Regions from separate parts of the Homo sapiens genome. Here region 2 is linked to region 1. Evidence: chromatin contacts called from ENCODE POLR2A ChIA-PET data. All regions are on one chromosome and are shown on one strand. The core of a region is the stretch at or near the end of the contact, and the rest is flanking DNA. Distances in the headings are between cores, read along the strand shown. Region 1 overlaps MVB12B (multivesicular body subunit 12B). Region 2 overlaps ZBTB43 (zinc finger and BTB domain containing 43).

Evidence for each region. ChIA-PET counts read pairs that join two places held with the same protein, here RNA polymerase II (POLR2A).
Region 2: POLR2A ChIA-PET joins it to region 1 with 11 read pairs in activated CD4-positive, alpha-beta T cell. The contact joins two enhancer-like sites. POLR2A ChIA-PET finds 5 or more read pairs at or near these places in 3 of 52 experiments (HEK293, activated CD4-positive, alpha-beta T cell and activated T-cell).

Annotation. Positions count from the first base shown.
Region 1 is chr9:126,498,351-126,501,050 of GRCh38, forward strand. The region is part of intron 9 of MVB12B (multivesicular body subunit 12B); the gene reads left to right. Among named protein-coding and RNA genes, the nearest start is that of NRON, 89 kb to the left of the region's middle. RefSeq lists a silencer at 900-1,194. Within about 2 kb of position 1,330, at least 5 of the 41 ENCODE cell types and tissues checked have a DNase peak (open chromatin) inside an H3K27ac peak, as active enhancers do.
Region 2 is chr9:126,808,663-126,811,459 of GRCh38, forward strand. It overlaps ZBTB43 (zinc finger and BTB domain containing 43), which reads left to right. Exons shown (of 3, transcript NM_014007.4): 2 at 131-253. Among named protein-coding and RNA genes, the nearest start is that of ZBTB43, 5.0 kb to the left of the region's middle. Within about 2 kb of position 1,414, at least 4 of the 41 ENCODE cell types and tissues checked have a DNase peak (open chromatin) inside an H3K27ac peak, as active enhancers do.

The DNA of each region.
Region 1 (2,700 bases), core at 80-2,579:
CCGCCTGCCCAAGCCCACCCATCAGTGTCTGTCCACCCCTGCACCAGACTCTTCTCGTTGGCCCCAGCCTTGGCCCCTTTGGTTCCCTCCCACCTGTCCTCACCTGGCCCAGCCCCTGCCCTCTGGACTACACCATTCCTGGCCCTATCGTGATTCACCCGTGAGCTCACTAGTTCATGTCTGTCGGTCTGGCCCCCATGCTGGAGTTGCACCCCAGGAGAGGTAGGTGCCAATGCCTGCCCTAATGCAGGTTTCCCAGCCAGCCCAGCGCCTGCCCCCTGCGCCTCTCTGGGCCCAGGCCTCGTCCAGCATTGCCCAGCTCACTCTGGGACCTCAGGAAGTCAGATCCTTTCTTGGGCTTCACTTTCCTTCTCTGCAAAGCTCGGGTGCTGGGAACAGCCCCTTACTGCCTTTTCTCGTCTGGAGCCCTCTAGAGTGTTTAGTATGAGACCTGGTGTGGGAAGGAGGGAGGAGGCTGGAGGGGCAGTGCACTTGCCTTCCCCTCTGGTGATTAGTGCAATTAATACTGAAATCACCTGAGTGTTTTCAAAAAATGCTGGTGTCCCCGTGCCGGTTAAACCAGGACCACTCCTGCCAACCACAGGTGGGGGCCATGCATCACTGTGGTTAAAGCCTTTGGTTCTGATGCATAACCAGGGCTAATTCTCTTCACTTTCAAGGCACTTGCACACGAATCGTCCTAGTTGTGGGTAGACCAGTAGGTTCTATTGCCCCCTCTTTGCCTCGAAGCTGGGTGCTTTCCAGGTGCTGCTGGAAGCTGCAGTTGGCACCTTCTATCACAGGACACTGACCTCACTATGAGAAAAGGCTTTTAGAAGCTGAGACTCTCGCACCGTGGCCTGAGACGCCTGCTTCCATCAGTGGCAGGGTCCCCGGGACCCCTGGCAGAGCCTCCAGGACCCCTGGCAGAACCCCTGACAGTTACATCTCTTTCCCGAGAGAGGCCTCAGGCCCGGGCTGCCCAGCTGCTGCAGTGGCGGCCTGTGCCCACCAGAGGGCGCAGGCCCGGCGCTGCGCAGCTGGACCGGGCTGTGCGGACCAAATGCTTTTTAATTGAAAATTTTTTTAATTCAAAAAGGATTTGCTGTTTGTTCGCAAGTGCAGGTTTTCCTTATGCAGGAGACTAATGTCTTGAGTAAACAGATCCGGGTCCAAATCCACCTTCAAAGGTACTCGCTGTTTGCCCAAGGGAGTGAAAGGGCTTCCAGAAGCGGCCCCGTCTCCTGGGTAAACACGGCGGGAGGAGCGGGCAGGGACCGCGTCTGCGGGAAGGCGGCCGCAGCCAGAGGGGATTATGTCGCGGGACATATGTTGAAATTTCATTTGGGGAGTTAGGGAAAACAAGAAGCGGGGGTGGGTGGCGCTTTTCTCCAGCCAAGATAACCTAAAAAGGGAAAAAATCCCGAGGGAGAGAGGGTGGGGGCGCAATCTGTGCGCCCTCGCGGGGACCGGCGTGGTGCAGGCAGGAAGGGGCGCCTTCTCCGCCCTCCCCCAGCCCGCGGGCCGGGAGAGAGGAGCTCAGCCCAGCCCGGAGGGCCCAGCCATGCCCTCCCCGTGACCCTGTCCCCACTCCTGGCCACAGAGACTGGGACAGCGGCACAGGGTCCCCACGACAGCCCCTCTGCCGAATCAGCCAGTTGCTCACACAGGCGTGGAAGCGTCCTGCTCCCCCGCTCACCATCCAGAAAGCTCCCGCTAGGCCCGGGCCTAGGCTCTCTGGCTGTGGACACTCGGGCTGGGGCTGCAATCGCCCTTAACCTGCTCTCTCTGGCCGGCCAGCCCTCAGCACTCCCTGCCACCCCCAGGAACCCGGCCCAGTAGATACAGCAAGACCTACTGAAGGAGCAGAAGGGCGCGGCCCAGGACGCCTCCCCCAGCCCCTCCACTGCCCTGCAGGAACCTGGCTCTGGGCTTTCTCCCTCTATCATCTGAGATGCTTCGCGTTTGCAGGCATCTCCCTGGCATGGCCTTGGAGCATCCAAAGTGGAGCACCTCCAAGCCATGTCCCACCCCCTCCCCCAACCAGTCCTTCCCCAGCTCCTTTCTGCACAGCGTGTGGTCTCTGGCCCTTCCCTCTCTGCCCATCCATGTCCACACCCATTCCCAGGTTCCAGTGATTGGGTCGTAGAATTCTCTAAACTGATCCCCAGACCAGCAGCATGGGGTTACCTGGGAGCTATTTGAAATGCAGATTCTCAGGCCTGGCCCCAGACCTACCCAGTCAGAATCTGCATTTGACCGGGACCCCCCGGGGACTGGTGTGCGTTCAGAGTTGAAAAGCCTGCTGCATGTTCTCTCCTGAGCCGGGGCTGATGGCCTAACTATCCACGCCGTAGGCCCTCAGCCCCGCTGTCTCCGCAGGCATGTGTGCCCGTGGCACTCTCCTCTGCACCTTGGCACCTATTGCCCTAGGTGCCGTCCATGCCCTTCCCCAGTCAGGCCCCGAATCTGCTTTCAAGATGTGAATGCCCCCTGCCCCGCGAAGCCCTCCTTGCTCTCTCCGGTGATCCCCACGCCCCGTGCATGTGCCCTCGGAGGTGGCCTTCATGCTGGGCTGTGCTGGGCATGCCCGCCCCCTCCTCTGCTACCTTGGGAGTCCCGCGCAGGGCGGATGTCAGTGAGGGCTGATGAAGCCAGCCAGGGAATGAATTTGCCGCTGTTCCCTGCCGTGCATGTGCC
Region 2 (2,797 bases), core at 164-2,663, 310 kb after region 1:
TTAATATAACCAAAAATGCCAGTCTTGATTACTTTTCTTTCTGCCGCTAATGTACATCTCTAGTGTTTATTAGCAAATACACGTGTACATAGCATCTCTTTTACATTTTCACTGTTACTCTTCCTTCCAGAAGTCAATGTGATTTTAATTTGAAGCAAAACTGAAATGGGTTCTTCTTCCTCATTCTATTCATGTTGCTTTTTGATGGCCATGGCATAAGGAACTCTATCCCAGGAATACAGCTTTGCATTAGGTAAGCTATCAACTTGATCACGATACCATTTTTAAAGTTACTTACTGTAATCATTTCTCTTTTAGCAAAAATAATAATGTATTTTGTTAAGATTTTTAATTCCTCTAGACCAGAAGATTCTTTCTTCTCTTCTGAAGAGATGTTACACCTTCTAAGGCCCATCAATGCCATACTTTGCACTGATAGAACATTTAATGTCAGATAAATTTTTCTGCCAAGTGAATTTTTTTTCTTAACTTAGAAAAATGTTAGATTTGGAGTTATACTGCTGTTTGAATGCTGACATGCCATTTCTGAGACGTGTAACCACTGGCAGGTCTTTTAATTTGAGCTTCAGTTTACTCATATTTCAAAAGGATGCAATGATACGGGAGTGTTGCACAACGCAGGTTTACATAGTGTGCTTTGTGAACTCTAAAGCATTTCACTAATGTAAAGAGTAGGCATAGGGTATTGGTGTTTTTGTACATTTGTGCCAGGCTTTAAATTTACTGAAGCAACATTTACTATGTTTAAATATGCTTTCTATAGTAAGCATGCAAGTTACCATATGCTCTGATTAAAGAAACCTCTGAAGGACTTCACAATAAGTAGCTGGTGGGTCTGCTTCCCTATTATATTGCTGTCATCTGTGTTTTTAGGATGTTTAATAGGTGTTTAAATCACGTATAAAATTTGACTTGGAGTTCCTCAGCCGAATAATAAATAGTGGCTGTTATTAAACTCATCAAAGTTGGAAGGAATCTTGAAGGTCATCTAGTTCAGGATTTCTTCAGTATGTTGCCCTTCATCTGCGTTAAAAAAAGCCAAATAGCTTTTAAGAAGCATAGTGGAACAGGCTGGCATCGGTGTGTTTGTTTTAGAACTGTTGCTATTGGATTAAAAAAATAAAATACATGTGCAAAGTGGCATAAAACTGCTGGTATCTTTTTTTTTTTGAGACAGAGTCTCGCTTTGTCGCCCAGGCTAGAGTGCAGTGGCAGGATCTCAGCTCACTGCAAGCTCCACCTCCCAGGCTCAAGCAGTTCTCTGCCTCAGCCTTCAGAGTAGCTGGGATTACAGGTGCCGGCCACCACACCCGGCTAATTTTTTTGTATTTTTAGTAGAGATGGGGTTTCACCATCTTGGCCAGACTGGTCTTGAACTCCTGACCTTGTGATCCACGGGCCTCAGCCTCCCAAAGTGCTGGGATTACAGACGTGAGCCACCGCGCCCGGCCCACTAACTGCTGGTATCTTATTAAGGTTTTTGTTTGTTTGTTCATTTGTTTGTTTATTTGTTTGTTTGTTTGTTTTTGAGATGGAGTCTCGCTCTTGTTGCCCAGGCTGGAGTGCAGTGGCAGAATCTCCGCTCACTGCAACCTCTGCCTCCCAGGTTCAAGAGATTTTCCTTCCTCAGCCTCCTGAGTAGCTGGGATTACAGGCATCTGTCAGCATGCCCAGCTAATTTTGTATTTTTAGTAGAGACAGGGTTTCGCCTTCTTGGCCAGGCCAGTCTCAAACTCCTGACCACAGGTGATCCACCGTCTCGTGCTCCCAAAGTGCTGGGATTACAGGCATGAGCCACTGTGCCCAGCCGTCTTTTTTTTTTTTTTTTTTTTTTTTGAGATGGGGTCTCGCTCTGTCACACAGGCTGGAGCGCGTGGCGAGATCTTGGCTCACTGCGACCTCTGCCTCCCGGGTTCAAGTGATTCTCCTGCCTCAGCCTCCCAGGTAGCTGGGACTACAGGCATGGGCCACCATGCACAGCTAATTTTTTTTTGTACTTTTAGTAGAGAAGGGGTTTCACCATGTTGGCCAGGATGGTCTCCATCTTTTGACCTGGTGATCCGCCCGCCTCGGCCTCCCAAAGTACTGGGATTACAGGAGTGAGCCACCATGCCTGGCTTGGGCCATCTTAAGTCTAAGGATGGTCAGCGTGCGAAAGTTTGTGAATGCATTGTATATAATAAAATTATATAGATTATTTGTGAAAATGATATTCACGTTTACTTTCCATACTCTGAAACTATAGTGATATTCACAGCCAGGCACGATGGCTCATGCCTGTAATCCCAGCACTTTGGGAGGCCAAGGTGGGCAGATCACATGAGGGTCAGGAGTTCGAGACCAACCTGGCCAACATGGTGAAACCCCATCTCTACTAAAAACACAAAAATTAGCTGGGCGTGGTGTCACGCACCTGTGGTCTCAGCTACTCAGGAGGCTGAGGCAGGAGAATCGCTTGAACCTGGGAGGCGGAGGTTACAGTGAGCTGAAGTGGCACCACTGCCCTCCAGCCTGGGCGACAGAGACTCCATCTCAAAAAAAAAAAAAAAAAGAAGAAAAAATTATATTCACCTTTTCTTTCCACCTCTTAAGCTATAGTGGGCCTGAACAAGTACTTTGGATTTAAATCTCAATTTTACTGCTTACCAGTTATATGACCTTAAGTTGCTTAGCTTTTTTGTCTATCTCCAATTCTGTACAATGGAAGTAAAAAATACCTATTGAGTGGGTTGCTGTGAAGATTAAGTGAGACAGAGCATATAAAGTGCTTTGCATA